Regions from separate parts of the Homo sapiens genome. Here region 1 is linked to region 2. A link is an interaction called in ENCODE POLR2A ChIA-PET data of the cell type or tissue named here. Cell type or tissue: A673. All regions are shown on one strand.

Region 1 (8,000 bases), 290 kb before region 2:
CCCCTGTCAGGCGGCTAAGGTGGCCCGACCCTGCTTGCAGAGTATGTCCAAGCCCCTGTCTAGAACAACCCTGTGTTATCATATCTGTCTACGCTGGGCTTGTCTCTGTTGTGCGTGGGGCGAAGGCTCTTGGGCTTGACAGAAACCCAGAGGAGCCGGTTGCATCGAGAGCTGCTGTGACACCTGCAATGCTGAGCTGTCTGCCTGGTGAGCTGTGACCCCCCCCACCCCCCAGGCTGGAATCCCGGTTGGAGGGGATGCAGGCTCCCCCGGGGAGTGGACGGGCCCAGGGCCTTTCATTGGAACCTCAAGGTCCACGTCTGGGTGCTGGGTGCCACAGCGTGAGGCCCGCGTTAAGAAGAGGCGGCCGCCTGGGCGAAAGGGCCTCTGGGACACAGAAAGGGGCTTGGCCCAGGTTGGGACAGCAGGGGAGCTGCTGGGGCTGGGGACGCAGGTGTGGATGGCTGTGCAGTTGGGCGGGAGCATTAGGCTGCAGTGGGAGGTGGATGGGAGGGGCTGGTCCAGCAGGGAGGGTGCAGAGGAGCCCTTGTGCTCCTGGCAAGAGAGAGGCAGATACTGGCGCTGCCCCTCACCACTGGTGCCTGAGCCCTGCCCGTGCACGGCTCCTGCTGCCTGCGGGATTCTGTCTCCAGGTTGCCAGGTGGCTGGTCATCCTTGTCCCTGGGGCCTGGCTCTAGTGTCCCCTACCGGCCTCTCTATGCCTGCCCCCTAGTTCCTGCACCACTGAGTTTCACAGGCTCCCCTCCCATGCGATGGCCCATGGGGCTGGAAGACACCCTCCCATGAATGAGCTGTCCAGGCCACTCCTGGGTGGCAGTGCTGAGGCCGTGGAGCTGGGGTCAGAAGACCCTGAGACCCAGGCTGGAGCTTCCGCTCAGTCCCCGAGGCTGCAGACCTCAGCTCTCTGTGGGGAGAGGGGAGACCCCTGGCTCAGCAGCCACCTGCGTGGTTGTTCAGTGTGTACTCTAGAATAAACCGGAAACTCTGGAAGTCTCAATGCCTGTCCCCACATCCGGTGCAGAATGGAGAAGGAGGGGACTCTCCAATGTTCCCCCTCCGGCCCAGCTGCCTTAGCCAGTGCTGCCCAGTGGCCCAGTGTGTCCTCAGCGAGCGAACTCCCCCAGCCAAGGGGAACTGGGATCCCGCCCTCTGTGAGTTCCAGGCACTGCAGTTCAGATCTGTTAAAACATCCACCACTGAACGTCAGGATAAACTCTGTCCTGTTTACGGGACATCTGCTTGTGATACTTGGCTGCACGGCTGTGTGACCAAATGTTAGACATCTTTGGTTTTCTGTGTGGCAATTTCTAACCTGTAGACAACGCTGTGGGGGTATGGACATGTGACCGACCTGGCCTTTGACCAGATGAGGGTCACAGGCAGAGAACTGGAGGCCACCTCAGCATTCCCTGGGAGGGTTGCCATCAGATGGAAACTTCTAGAAGGTCCCCCAGATGCTCAGGCATGTACTGGACAGTGGAGGGAGGTTCATTTCACCCTCCCAGTGAAGTCTTCCCACAGTCGCTGTTTCTGGAGCCCATGGATGCTTTCCTCCCTTGTCCGCCACACAAGGTCAGCTCAGCTGGGGTGGGTATTTGGGGCTTCCCTGGGCCAGCAGCTCACACACAGCCTCTGTGGGACCAGGTCCTCCCCAGAGAGAGGGATTCAGTGCTGCTTCCACCTCAGCTCCCTCTGGACCTCAGGACCCAACACCTCTTCCAGCTTGAGGTCACAGGCCCCCAGAACAGAGACTTAGGCCCCAGAGGGGGCAGAGACAGAGTGCGGGCCTGGAAGCGCCCAGCCCAAGGCCCAGCTGCTGCTCACTTGCTCATGTCAGGCATGGTTAGGAGAGTGCAGGGGTGACCAGGCCCTGCAGGACTAGGCAGCTCCAGGTCAGGGGCACCCAACTCTGGGCCTCGTCTTTCCATCTGTAAACGAGGGGCCTGATCTTCCAGCTCCCTCCCTTTCTATGGAAGCAACAGGGCCTGGGCTCCCTGATAGGGCTCCAGGGAGGTGGGGGCTCTGAGCCCCTGGACCAAAGGACCCTTGTTCCTGAGCAGCCTGTCCAGCCACACTGAGGCCTCTGCAGCGCAGCTGCCCATGGCCCGCAGGCAGCCTGGCCCGGCCTGGGGACACCTGGCCCTTTGGATGCTGTCTCCTGGTGGGGCCACTTCCACCTTGCTTGGGGGCAGCCAGATGCTGGGGACCCCACATCTGCCCTCCTGCCAGCCCCACCCACCAGCGGCTCCCAGGATCTCACCTGGATGCTTCTCAGGACCCCGGAGTCCCCAGGAGTCTTCCGGAGTGTCCCATGCCACCAGCTGCTCAAGCCAGAATTGGGTGGTGCACAGGGTCCCCTCCCTCCTGCAACCGTCCCCCTCCCTCCTGCCCAACCCCACCTCTGCCCGATTTAACCCCTGTCATGTTTCAGTCTGGTCACTGCTCAGCCTCCAGGCTGGCCCTTGCCCCCTCCCAAAATGCCAGTGCAGAGCGTCCTGCATCGAGTTACCCCAGGACAGAGCCCTATCTCTGCCAGCCTGACCTCCTAGTCCTTTCTCCCTCCAAGCCGGGGCAGACCACCCAGGGATCCCCGCGGTCCTGCCTTTTACGTGCTTCCCTTCAACTGCCCCCTTTCTGCCGCCCATGGCCTGGTGGACACCAACGCCCCTCTTGCGAGGCTCCGGGCTGAACCACCCTGGGACACCTTGCTCAGGGCTGGGCTGGCCGAGGGTACACTTGCTTCCACGTCACAGCTCCCATGTCCCCGCTGGGTGGTCTGGAGACCTGGTCTCTTCTGTGAGTCTCAGTTTCCCCAGGTGTATTCAGGAGCCTGGGGCTGCTGTGAGTCTCAGTTTCCCCAGGTGTACTCAGGAGCCTGGGGCTGCTGTGAGTCTCAGTTTCCCCAGGTGTACTCAGGAGCCTGGGGCTGCTGTGAGTCTCAGGGCCAGCCTGTAGGGATCCTGGCTGGGGTTTGGCTGTGGAGGGAGCTACAGGTCTGGCTGCCCTTGCCCGTGGCTTTCCCCGGGAGGAGGGCCCTGCCTGTGGGCAGGGTGAAGGGCTTCAAGGGGAGGGAGGCCAGGATGGGTCAGGAAGCCCTGCTGGGATGAACCCAGGTCCCACAGGCAGGATCCATGTGGGGTGGGCTGACCCTGGGCCCTACAGGGCTCACGCCCTTCCACAGCCTCCCTGGCCTGGCAGTGCCTTCTCCCTGTGCCTGATAATGGCTCCTCTTGTGTGTTCAGAACAGGCACAGTGCCTAGGGTCCCAGTGGCTGGAGAGGAGCCCGAATGACCTGAAGTCCCTCTCCAGACCATGCCCCCGCTCCACAGCTGACAGGATGGGGCCGCTGCGGGCGAAAGCTCTCCGGACGAGCCTTCTCCCAGGGAGAGGACTTCTTGGGTCCCTTCCAGCTCTGGGACTCTGGGATTGGGGTCATCGTGACTCAGCAGCTGGAGATGACTCAGGCACTGTCGGATTGACAGCTGAGCCATTTGAGAGCCCATGACTTGGCTGTTTTAGAAGATGTGATGCATTGGCCTCCCCCTGCAGGAGTTGGGAACGCGCAGATTCCGCGAATCACAGTTTTCAGATATGGCTGAAATGTGAATATTCCGATTGAAATGTTATGATGATTACGTGTATCTGAGATCTCAAGTGGTGTGCCTGTTTCCAGTGCAGTGGAGCAGCCCAGAAATCTGAGGGGTGATTGTGAGTAACGAGTCCTCGTTTCAGCTGCCGCACGTGCGTGTGTTTCTGTTTCTGTTGTAGTGATAACCCAAGTGAGCAGCTCAGGGATCAGGACCTGAGGTTTTCAGCACAAACGACAAGAGGTTCAAGTAGAAAAGCAGGTAAGAAGCCCGTTCTATGGAGCTGGTATTTCTCTTCTCTCTCTCTCTCTCTCTTTTTGGGGAGCAGTAGCAAGGTTTATTGTGAAGAGCGAAAGAACAAAGCTTCCACAGTGTGGAAGGAGACCTGAGCGGGTTGCGCCTCTTTTCTTTTCTTTTCTTTCTTTTTTTTTTTGAGATAGAGTCTTGCTCTTGTCAGGCTGGAGTGCAGTGGCATGACCTGGGCTCACCACAACCTTCACCTCCAGGGTTCAAGTGGTTGTCCTGCCTCAGGCTCCTGAGTAGCTGGGATTACAGGCACCTGCCACCATGCCTGGCTAATTTTTGTATTTTTAGTAGAGACAGGGTTTTGCCTGTTGGCCAGGCTGGTCTTGAACTCCTGACCTAAGGTGATCCACCCTCCTTGGCCTCCCAAAGTACTGGGATTACAGGTGTGAGCCACCACACCCGTTCCCGGCCTTTACTTTTTTTTTTTTTTTTTTTTTAAATAACAGCTTTATTGAGATGTAATTCATATACCCTATAAATCACCCGTTTGAAGCACTCAGTTCAATAGCTGCTAAGTGTTCAATTCAATAGCTGCTAAGTGTTTGTGGAGTTCTGTGGCATCACCACTATCTTACCCCAGAACATTTTTTTCACCCCTAAAAGAAACCCCATACTCGACCGTCACCCGCCCATTAACTACCCCAGCCCCAGGCGATCCCGTCTGCCCTCTGCCTCTGTGAGTTTGCCTGTTCTGTACATTTCACAGAAGCGGAACATGCAATATGCAGCCCGTGCCTGGCTTCCCTCACTCAGCTTGACGAAATCACAGAACAGATTGTTCTCAAGGAGGCCCCCGTGGTGTTTTCCGGAGCTCCTCTGCCAGGTCTCCAGTTGCGGCAGGGTCCACGTCGCCCCTCCCCTTGGCTCTGGGTTGGCCTTGTCACCAACGTAGGTGGTGGGGCCACATGGTGCCACCTGCTCCCTCTGCACACCTCTGGGCCCACCAGGTCCTAGTGGGCTGGCATCTGCTGCGGGGGCTCTGGTGTGGGTGGAAACACTGGGTCCCCCCAGGCTCCTCCTCATCCCCTGCTCCCAACTTCTTCCTCCATCCCCCAACAGCCCTCAGAGCTCAAGGGAGGGGGCATTGACAAAGGGTCTCCACCAGCCTGGTCCTCTTAGCTTTTCTGGTCTATGAGCTCAGGCAAAATGGCCAGGCAGGCCCCAGGCCACCTCAGCCCAGCTTAGCCCAGTCCACTCTAGCTTAGTTCAGCCTAGCCCAGTGCAACCCTGTTCACCTCAGTCCAGCCCAGCCAAGCTCATCCCAGCCCACCTCAGTCCAGCCCAGCACAGCCCAGCCCAGCCCAGGTTAGCCCAGCCAAGCCTAGTTCAACCCAGTTCAGCCCAGCCCAGCCTAGCTCAGCCCAGCCAAGCTCAGCCCAGTTCAGCTCAGCCCAGCTCAGCCCAGCCAAGCTCAGCCCAGCTCAGCCTAGCCCAGTCTAGCTCAGCCCAGCCCAGCTCAGCCCAGCCCAGCTCAGCCTAGTCCAGTCTAGCTCAGCCCAGCCCAGCTCAGCCCAGCCCAGCTCAGCCTAGTCCAGTCTAGCTCAGCCCAGCCCAGCTCAGCCTAGCTTAGCCAAGTTCAGCCCAGCTCCCGCCCAGCCCAGCTTAGCCCTGCCCAGTTCAGCCCAGCCCAGCCCAACTCAGCTCAGCCCAGCCCAGCCCAGCTCAGCCCAGCATGGCCCAGCCCAGGTTAGCCGAGCCAAGCCTGGTTTAACCCAGTTCAGGCCAGCCCAGCCCAGCTCAGCCCAGCCAAGCTCAGCCCAGTTCAGCCCAGCCCAGCCCAGCCCAGCCCTGCCCGGCTCAGCCCAGCCCAGCTCAGCCCAGCACAGCCCAGCCCAGCCCAGGTTAGCCCAGGTTAGCCCAGGTTAGCCCAGCCAAGCCTAGTTCAACCCAGTTCAGCCCAGCCCAGCCCAGCCCAGGTTAGCCCAGGTTAGCCCAGGTTAGCCCAGCCAAGCCTAGTTCAACCCAGTTCAGCCCAGCCCAGCCCAGGTGAGCCCAGCCAAGCCTGGTTCAACCCAGTTCAGCCCAGCCCAGCCTAGCTCAGCCCAGCCCAGTCCAGCCAGCCCAGCTCCAGGTCCATGACTTCTAAAGCAGGATGTGCTTTGTGGGTTCAAGCTTGTGGCATTTGGGGAATCACATATGGGGGCCTCGAGGCAGAGCAGAGAGGACTTGCAGGACTGTGCAGCTGACAGGATTTGACATAGAGACAACTGTGGAAACCCGAGTGTGGAAGGCGTGACTCTGGGTCTCAGCAGCCACCTGCTGGGCAGATTACACCAGCAGCGCCCCACCGTGGGGCCAGGCGCAGGTCACGGCCAGTGCTGGGATGTCCTGCAAAAAATCCGGGTTGACCACACACCACCCAGGTCAGCACGTGGTCCCCATGGTTGCTGGAGGCAGCTCAGGCTCCAGAGCACTGACTGTGTGCATCGCTCTCGCTCCACGTTCTAAGCCCTAACACCAGTGGTTTGCAACCAGCCACGGTGGGAGTGTGTGCGGATGCTGCAGACCAGCCCTGCCCCTTCTGAGAGTCCCTTGTTAAGCAATTACCAGCACATTGCTGACTGGCCGAGTCACTAACATACTAGGGTATTTTGATGTTCCCCCCAGAGGACTCTCTGCCCCATTCCTGTCCATGCTGGGGTACTGGTTGGCACAGGGGAAGGTGGCACCTGGCTGTGGGCTGCAGGTGGTACAGAAACCTGTGCTCCCCGCGAGGAGCTGGAGTTGGAGCTGGCCACGTGTGGCATCATCTGTTGGAAGGCATTGGAGACCTTGACTAGGAGCAGCCCCTGAGTGGCCTGACTGCTGGACCAGCTGCAAGCTGAGTCCTAGCCCTCGAGGAGTGGGGCCCCCATCATCCAGGACCTGGCGCCCGCATCTGCAGAGGGCTGGGCTCCATGCTGGGGCCAGAACACAGGGAGCATGAAGGACTCAGAGACCCGCCTGCGGCCATAGCACAGGGTAGCCAGCAGGGGACAGCTGGGCCGAGGGGGTGCCGGACGCAGGTGCCAGCCGCCTAGCAGGGCCCTCTTTCTGTCCTCTATTCAAGGTGGCAGTCTGAAAGACCCCCCCACCCAGACAGCCCTCTGCGATCTGCGAAGTGAGCAGAGCTGCATGTGCTGCTCATCCTTCACCCCTTCATTCATTCACTTGGAAGCACCCAGTGAGCACTGTGAAGTCGTGGGCGCTGGTCCAGTGGTGACTGAGGGCAGTGGTGGGTGCCAGGTCCAGTGGTGACCGAGGGCAGTGTCCTCAGGGACTCACGGTTGGCTGTCCTTAGGGACTCACGGTTGGCTGTGGGGACACAGTGGTGTGCACCGGGTCCAGCGGTGACCGAGGGCAGTGGTGGGTGTCGGGTCCAGTGGTGACCGAGGGCAGTGGTGGGCGACGTGTCCAGTGGCGACCGAGGGCAGTGGTGGGTGCTGGGTTCAGTGGTGACCGAGGGTGTCAGTCCTCAGGTAGTCACAGTTAGCTGTGGGGACACAGTGGTGTATGCCAGGTCCAGTGGTGACCGAGGGCAGTGGTGGGCGCTGGTCCATTGGTGACCAAGGGTACTCGTCTTCAGGGACTCACAGCTGGGGGGGCACCAATGAGCAAAGAAAGAAGAAAGAACAAAAGGAAGATGGGTGGGTGCAGCACATGCTGCTGGGGCCAGGAGGAGCCTCACCCTGTTGTTCCAGGCCCGGCACCCCCAGCCTGTTCCGGGAAAACTGTCTGGCAAGGCAGGCCTGACCTTGCCCAGGCCACGCTGGCCCCTCTCCCTCTGAACCTCGTGGCTCATGGCCCAGGACCCGATGGCAGCGAGCCCATGGGGGTGAGCCTGGGAAGGATGCTCTGTGTGGATGGGGAGTGGCAGGGGCAGGATTGTGGTCTGGGCTTAGGAGGGGGAGTCCTGCGTGCCCCGGGGAGGCTGACTTTTCGGCATTAGAAGGAAATTTGCCTTGAAAAAGAACCTGGGACAGTGCCTGAAAGACACAACTGGGAGGGTCCGAGGCTGGCCAACCCCAGAACTGAGTTCTTGGCCAGCTGCCCAGGGCACCTGGCTTGGTAGGAGGCTGGAGAGGCACTAGAGCCCGCTGAGGATGT
Region 2 (8,000 bases):
CATATCCTGAACTGCTTTTTAAATTTCTTTATGATGTTTTTCACCTTTCTCTGATATTTTGAGTAGCTTAATAATCAACCTTCTGAATTCCTTATCTGGTATTTCAAAAATTTCATCTTGGTTTCAGTCCGTTGCTGGAGAGCTAGTGTGATCTTTGGGATGTATTATGTCACCCTGTTTTGTTATATTACCAGAGTTATTTTTCTGGCTTCATCTCATTTGGGTAGACTATTTCTTCTAATTATTCTTGAATTTATGTTTGGTTTGACTGTATTTCTTTGTTTTTAAATTTCTTTTTTCCCCCTTGAGGATGAGACTTTAATGCTTATAATTAATTATAGCCTGATTCAGTTCTTGGTACTTTCAGGAGTGAGGCAGACTCTGAAATTCCTTGGTTACGGATGGCCTCAGTGTCTTGGCCTTCTTGAACATGGGTTATAGTAGTAATGAACTGGTCGTGTAGACAGACTCAGGACCTCCTGGTTAGCTAGAGTAGTGCAGGTAGAGGTGATAGCTGAGATTGCACAGCGGTTTTCTCCTTCCTGGGTGAAGTGTTATTCTACCAGGAGATGCTGTCCTGGACTGTGTTGATTGCCCTTCAGCCATGAGGTGGTGCTTGCAAAAGAGCAGCAGTGGGATTTGTGCTCGCCTTAGGTTGCCCAGGGAGATACTCTGGTTTCTTAGGCAATGGGCGGGGTCATGTAGCTCCCAAGAGATTCTGTCCCTTGTGTGAAGCTACCAGGGCAGGTGGCGGGGCAAAGCCAGGAGGGGGCTGGACGGGGCGGGTTTGCGCTGATGCTCCCTGTGCAGGGTAAGCAGTAGCCCCTGTGCGTTTCGGGGCACGGGAGCGGTCCTCAGGCCACGGGGTTGACATTCCAGGGGGAGCGCTGCTGTCTCTGCAGCACAGAAAAGTTTGTGCAGGGCGTGGGGAGTGGCAGGCGGTGGCTAGCCCCACAGTTCCCACGCACTTGGAGAGTCGGATCCACTCCCACAGTGTTCGCTGGCAGCAGCGAACTGAGTTCCAGTCAGCCTGTAATCCGACCTTCCACTGCCTGGAGTCATAAGCTTTCCCCATGGAGATAGCAACCGCCGCCTTCAAGCCACGCCCCTCCCTGTCTGCTGCAAAGGTGGGCGTCCAGCCCCTGCACCCGCGGGCCCTGCGCCCGAGGCTCCTGCACCGGCCGTCCCTGCACCCTGGCCCCTGCATCCAAGGCTCCCGCACCCGGGGTCCCTGCACTCGAGACTCCAGCACCCGCAGCTCCTGCACCTGAGGCCCCTGCACCCAAGGTTCCTGCACCCAGGGCGCCTGCACCCGTGGCCCCTGCACCCCAGACTCCCGCATCCGCAACTCCTGCACCTGGGGCCCCTGAACCCAAGGCTTTTGCACCTGGGGCTCCTGCATCCGCGGCACCTGCACCCAAGGCTCCTGCACCGGGGTTCCTGCACCCGGGGCCCCTGAACCCGAGACTCCTGCACCCGCAGCTCCTGCACCAGGGGCCCCTGCACCCGGGACGCCTGCACCCACGGCCCCTGCACCAAAAGCTCCTGCACCCGGGACCCCTGCACCAAAGGCTCCCGAACCTTGAAACCTGCTTTTTACTCTCTCCCACCTGGGGTTATGTCGTGAAACGCCCCCATTGGGAGCTTCTTTGAACCTGAGACCACGCCTGAAGTTCTTGGCTGTCCGCAGGGTCCCCTGTGAGGAACAGTAGGGAACGACTGATCTTGGTCTGCCTGGGCTCTGGGAGTGCAGGAGAGGTCTTCCCAACGCAGCTCCTGCTTTTATATCCCACCACCCTCCCCAAGTCAGTTCCTGCTCCGGGTGGGGTTAGGGCCTTCCTTCTTGTCCTCCTGGACTTTCGGGGTCCCCAGGGGTGTTGCGTATCCCAGAGGCAAACTCCCCCCTCACACTCGGACTCGCAGCCCCTGCCTGACTCACAGGGTGGGCTGCAGCCTCCCGCTTCCTTCAAAGGTCCCTAGAATCCTGCGGTTTTCCCGTTCAGCCATGGCATCTCTTGTTGAAAAACATTTCACAAGGTGAATCTCTACACACTTTTGTCCTTCCAAGCGGGAGAGATGTGCTAGCGACGCCCCTAATCCGCCATGTTGGGGTGAAGATTTTATTTTAAATACTGTGTGGCCAAAGAAAATACGTCTTTGACCCAGACTCAGCCTGCAGGCTGCTGGTTTTCTGTTCATATCAGAGAGTATGTTGGCCCATGATGTACCAGCTCACAGACAAGGCCTGGATGAGCTGCCGGTGACATCTGTGAGCACAACATAAAGGAATTTTAAAAGGTATCAGCAGGTCATTTGCACCACACAGGATAAATATTGTGTAAAATACAGATAAATGTGTTTGTTAAGTACGCTTAGCATTGCAGGAAATTAGACCATCACTTTTTATAAGATAGGAGTTCTGTAACAATAGGGAGAAATAGAAAGAAAATTCATAGAACTAAGAGGATTTCAGAGCCAAAATAGGTATTTAAAAAGTTTTGCAATGGAAACAGCATGTTGTGGAAAGGGATTCCTGGCATAGAGAAAAGTCCTGAGTCCATCCTGGTGAGTGTACAGAATAAAGAAAGAGAGACTTCTTAGAGCAAAGTAAGTAGAATTGGAGGACAGATACGTAAAATTCAATGTGAAGTTAACAAATTTTGAAACAGAGAAACCAACAATGGAAAAAAATATTTTCAGAAAGATAGTAGAAGGGAATTTTACAGCATTGAAGAAAGAGCCACACTGAGAATTGAGTTTTGGGAAAAAATTGATGCAGAAGCCAACTCTGACATGCACCCTAACAGCATGATGGTGATGATGAAGATAGAAAATTTAAACATATGCAAAAGTAGAGAGTGCAGTATAATGCACCTCAAGCAACCACCACCCAGCTTTCATGGCAACCAACTCCTGGCCAATCTTGCATCCTCCCTACCCTACGCCCACAGTCTCTGTAGTATTTTGAAGTAAATATTAGACAAATAGAGTTTTATCTATAAATATTTAGCAAGCATTTCTTTAAAAAGACCATTTCTCCTAAAAATATCTACAATACCTAAAGAAATATAATTTCTTAATATCAAATATTCATCAGTGCTCAAATGTTCATTTTCTCATTAATTAAATGTAATAGATTTTAAAAATAGAGCTTGTTTTACTCAGTCAAAAATGGTTCACACTCTGTGACTTGTATAAGGTCCTTTTAATATGGGCTGACTTCTCTCTCTCTCTCTCTCTCCCTTCCTCCCTCATTCTTTCTTCCATTTTCCATCCTCTCTCCCCCTTTACCTCCCCCCTCCCCCCTTCATCCGTGTACGTCTGTGTCTTGCTTTAATGTATTTCCTTAAGAAACTGGAGTTTCATTGATAAGCAACTTCGGCAAAGTCTAAGGATATAAAATGAATGTGCAAAAGTCACAAGCATTCCTATACACCAACAACAGGCAAGCAGAGAGCCAAATCATGAATGAATTCCCATCCACAATTGCTACAAAGAGAATAAAATACCTAGGAATAGAGCTAACAGGGGAAGGGAAGGACCTCTTCAAGGAGAACTACAAACCATTGTTCAAGGAAATCAGAGAGGTCACAAACAAATGGAACATATTCCATGCTTATAGATAAGAGGAATAAATATTGTGAAAATCGCCATACTGCCCAAAGTAATTTATAGATTCAATGCTATTCCCATTAAACTACCATTGACATTCTTCACAGAATTTAAAATTCATATGGAACCAAAAATGAACTTGTATAGCAAGACAATCCTAAGCAAAAAGAACAAAGCTGGAGACATCAACAGACCTCAAACTATACCACAAGGCTATAGTAACCAAAACAGCATGGTATTGGTACAAAAAGAGACACATAGGCCAATGGAACAGAAAAGAGAATTCAGCAATAAGACCACACGTCTACAACCATAGGATCTTCGACAAACCCGACAAAAATGAGCAACAGGAAAAGGATCCCCTATTTAATAAATGATGCTGGGAGAGCTGGCTAGCCATATACAGAAAACTGAAACTGGACCCCTTCCTTACACCTTATACAAAAATTACTCAAGATGGATTAAAGACTTACATGTAAAATCCAAAACTATAAAAACCCTAGAAGAAAATCTAGGCAACGCCTTTCAGGACATAGGCACAGGCAGAGATTTCATAATGAAATTGCCAAAAGCAATTGCAACAAAAGAAAAAAGTGACAAATGGGATCTAATTAAACTAAAGAACTTCTGCACAGCAAAAGAAACTATCAACTGAGTGAACAGGAAACTTACAGAGTGGGAGAACATTTTTGCAATCTATCCATTTGACAAAGGTCTAATATCCAGAATCTACAAGGAACTTAAACAAATTTACAAGAAAAAAACAAACAACCCAAATGTCCATCAATGATAGACTGGATAAAGAAAATGTGGAACAGAATAGAGAATTCAGAAATAAGAGCTTCTGCATAGCAAAAGAAACTATCATCAGAGCGAACAGGCATGAAAAACTATGCAGCCATAAAAAGGAACAAGATCATGTCCTTTGCAGGGACATGGATGGAGCTCGAAGCCATTATTCTCAGCAAACTAACACAAGAACAGAAAACCAAACAGCACAAGTTCTCACTTATAAGTGGGAGCTGAACAATGAGAACACGTGGATACAGGGAGGGGAATAACACACACTGGGGCCTGCTGGGTGGTGGGGTGGGGGAGGGAGAGCATTAGGAAAAATAGCTAATGCATGCTGGGCTTAATACCTAGGCAATGGGTTGATAGGTGCAGCAAACCACCGTGGCACATGTACACCTGTATAACAAAGCTGCACATCCTGCACATGTACTCTGGAACTTAAAATAAAAATAAAAATGAAAAACGAAAAAAAGAAAAACTGGACCTTTGTTATATAGATTTTCCGACAGTTTAAGTTTGCCAGTTGTCATTCACCATGTTCCTCTGCCGGGCGTATTTCCTGTAAGTTGGTAGTTGGATCTGGAGTCTTAACGGGATTCGAGTTAGTGCTGTTGTTTATTTATTTGTTTTTATTTTATTTTATTTTATTTTATTTTTTGAGACAGTGTCCTTTTCTGTCACCCAGGCTGGAGTGCAGTGGCACAATCTTGGCTCACTGCAACCTCCATCTCCCGGGTTCAAGCAATTCTCCTGCCTCAGCCTCCGGAGTAGCTAGGATTACAGGTGTGCACCATAACGCCTGGCTAATTTTTGTATTTTTAGTAGAGACGGGGTTTTGCCATGTTAGTTAGGCTGGTCTCAAACTCCTGACCTCAAGTGATCCACCCACCTTGGCCTCCCAAAGTGCTGGGATTACAGGCATGAGTCATCATGCCTGGCTGTGTTGTTGTTACTATTATTATTCGCTGATTACTTTATGCGTGGCAGGGGGCTCTTCGGTTCTCTTTTTGTGGTGTTATTGGTCATTACGATCACTATCTATTTTCATTAAGTCACCATGGCCTGTAAATGATGACAGCCTAATTCTTTTTTAAAAAATATTTTTAACTTTTATTTTAGATTCATGGGGTACATGTGCAGTTTTGTTACCTGGGTATACTGCATGATGCTGATGTTTGGGGTATGAGGGATCCCATCACCCAGGTACTTAGCATCGTACTCAGTATTTTTTCAGGCCTTTTTCTCCTCCCTTGCTTCCCCTTCTAGTAGCCCCCAGGGTCTATTGTTGCCATCTTTGTGTCCATGAGTACTCATTGTTTAGCTCCCACTTATAAGTGAGAAGATGCAGTAGCTGGTTTTCTCTTTGTGCATTAATTCTCTTAGAATAATGGCCTTTAGCTGCATCCATGTTGCTGCAACAGACATGATTTCATTCATTTTTATGGCTGCATAATATTTCACGGTGTATATTTACCACATTTTCTTCATCCTATCTAGCACTGATGGGCACCTAGGTTAATTCCATGTCTTTGCTATAGTGAATAGCACTGCGATAAACATGAGTGTATATGTCTTTTTGGGAGAATGACTTATTTTCTTTTGGATATATACCCAGTAATGGGATTGATGGGTCGAATGATAGTTGTTAAGTTCTTCAAGAAATCTCCAAACTGCTTTCTACAGTGGCTGAACTAATCTACATTCCCAGCAACAGTATATAAATGTTCCCTTTTATCCACACCCTTGCCAGCATCTATTATTTTTTGACTTTTAATAATAGCCATTCTGACTGGTGTGAGATCGTGGTGAGATGCTATTTCTATCATTCCCTCTTCACTGGAGTACCTATTTCTCAACTCAATGCCTCTGTGAACATAAACTACCCTCATTGGTGATCTGGTTCCTCAGTGATAGGAAAAGCAGGATGCTTGAGTCTTGCTCTCTGGGTACAATTTCTAAGACATTGAATTGTTGCATTAGCATCCTCCAATGGTGACTAAGTTTTTTGTATTGTTATGAACTCAGATTCAACATACTTGATGTATTTCAGTCTATTGCAGTTATTATTATTATTATTTTTAGACAGAGTCTCGCTCTGTCACCAGGCTGGAGTGCAGTGGCACGATCTCAGCTCACTGCAACCTCCGCCTCCCGGGTTCAAGTGATTCTCCTGCCTTAGCCTCTCGAGTAGCTGGGGCTACAGGCACGTGCCACCATGCCCAGCTAATTTTTGTATTTTTAGTAGAGATGCATTTTCACCATGTTGTCCAGGACGGTCTTGTTCTCTTTACCTCATGATCCTCCTGCCTTGGCCTCCCAAAGTGCTGGGATTACAGGCGTGAGCCACCGTGCCTGGCCTGCAGTTATTACTCTTGCGTATGTTAAAACAGTTCAATTTTTAGCCAGCGTTAGAACAGTTCAATTTTTAGACAGTGGGCACCTCTTCAAATTGGTCTGAATCCTTTTGACATGGCCTACTGGTCTATGATAACTCTTTTGCTTCTAGGAGGGCATGCTGTCCTTACTTGTAAATTCCTCTAAGGATCCAGATAACTTTTAGTGTGCTTGCAAATCACAACTGCCTGGCTGAATGAGCTATTGAACTTACTTCACTGGCTTCTCTGTCTCAAATTCCTTACTGGATCCTCCTTTTCCTGCCTTCTGTTTGTGGCAGTGCCCAGAACTTGGTCATCTGTTGTTTCCTCTTTGCTGTCTTGGTGACATCAAGTAACCTCATGGCCTTATAATCTCATTCTACACCAACACTTCCCAAATGTATACCTTCAGAGTGGACTTCTCCCCCAAACTCCAGAATCCTATAGATCCAGCTGGCTACTCAGTGTCTCCTCTTGCATGTACAAGACTGGCATGGCCAAATTGAGCCCGTGATTCTCCTCACCACCACTAACAGCCCTCCCCAAACCTGCTCTTGCCATCATATCAGTGATAACCCCATCCCTCCAGAGACTCAGGCCAGTATCTCTGGGGCCGCCTTTGGCCCTTGATTTGCCTTCGCCCCTCTTCTGTTCTGTCAACAAAACCTATCAGCTCCAGCAGCCTCAAGACTTCATGTCCTTTGGCTACTGCCCCAGTTCAATCGCTATTATCTTTCTGTTGGATTCCTGCAATGGCTTCCAGCCGGGGTCAGTAACAAACAGATAAAACCTGCTAACCTGAAGTCAGACAATCTCCCTTTTCTACTCAAAACCCTCATAAGGCTTAATGTCTCACTCCAGGTGACAAACCGTCTGGGGAGTGGGGGTGGGGAGTGCAGAGTGTAGGATGCCTTGGAGCTACACTGCACCCTAACCTGCCTGGCCTCTTCTCTGCAGCATTCTTTCTCCCTGGCACAGGCACACCGGATTCTGGAACATCCCTCAGACAAGCCTGTCCTGCTCTCCTTAGGGACTTTGTATCTGTGCTCTGTCTTCCTGGAACGTCTGCTCGGCTGTTCTCTCACCGTCTCTGTTCTTCTCACCTTAGACTGCTCAGCACCAGGAACTGATGTTCAAGGCTGCAGGCATTTGTGATGATAAGAGGAAAGCCACGGAGGCTGGCCAGACCCTAGCACTGGAGACTTGTATTGGCTTCTG

The links. ChIA-PET counts read pairs that join two places held together with the same protein. Peaks named below come from ENCODE experiments on the same cell type or tissue, not always from the same donor. Only the 100,000 strongest peaks of a DNase experiment are listed, where the experiment ranks them.
Region 1: POLR2A ChIA-PET joins it to region 2 with 19 read pairs; 2 of 35 experiments call an interaction of 5 or more read pairs at or near these places.

What each region holds. Positions count from the first base shown.
Region 1 is chr2:240,383,274-240,391,273 of GRCh38, reverse strand. LOC102723825 (a long non-coding RNA gene) reads left to right here and starts at 3,485. Exons shown (of 3, transcript XR_001739239.2): 1 at 3,485-3,623; 2 at 3,790-3,869; 3 at 4,621-8,000. RefSeq lists a cis regulatory region at 3,459-3,469 and an enhancer at 3,392-3,536. In A673, no CTCF peak of the experiment used is centred here; a DNase peak (open chromatin) is centred at 3,473.
Region 2 is chr2:240,089,063-240,097,062 of GRCh38, reverse strand. No RefSeq gene overlaps it. Among named protein-coding and RNA genes, the nearest start is that of OR6B3, 40 kb to the right of the region's middle. In A673, no CTCF peak of the experiment used is centred here; no DNase peak of the experiment used is centred here; H3K27me3 peaks cover 6,774 bases.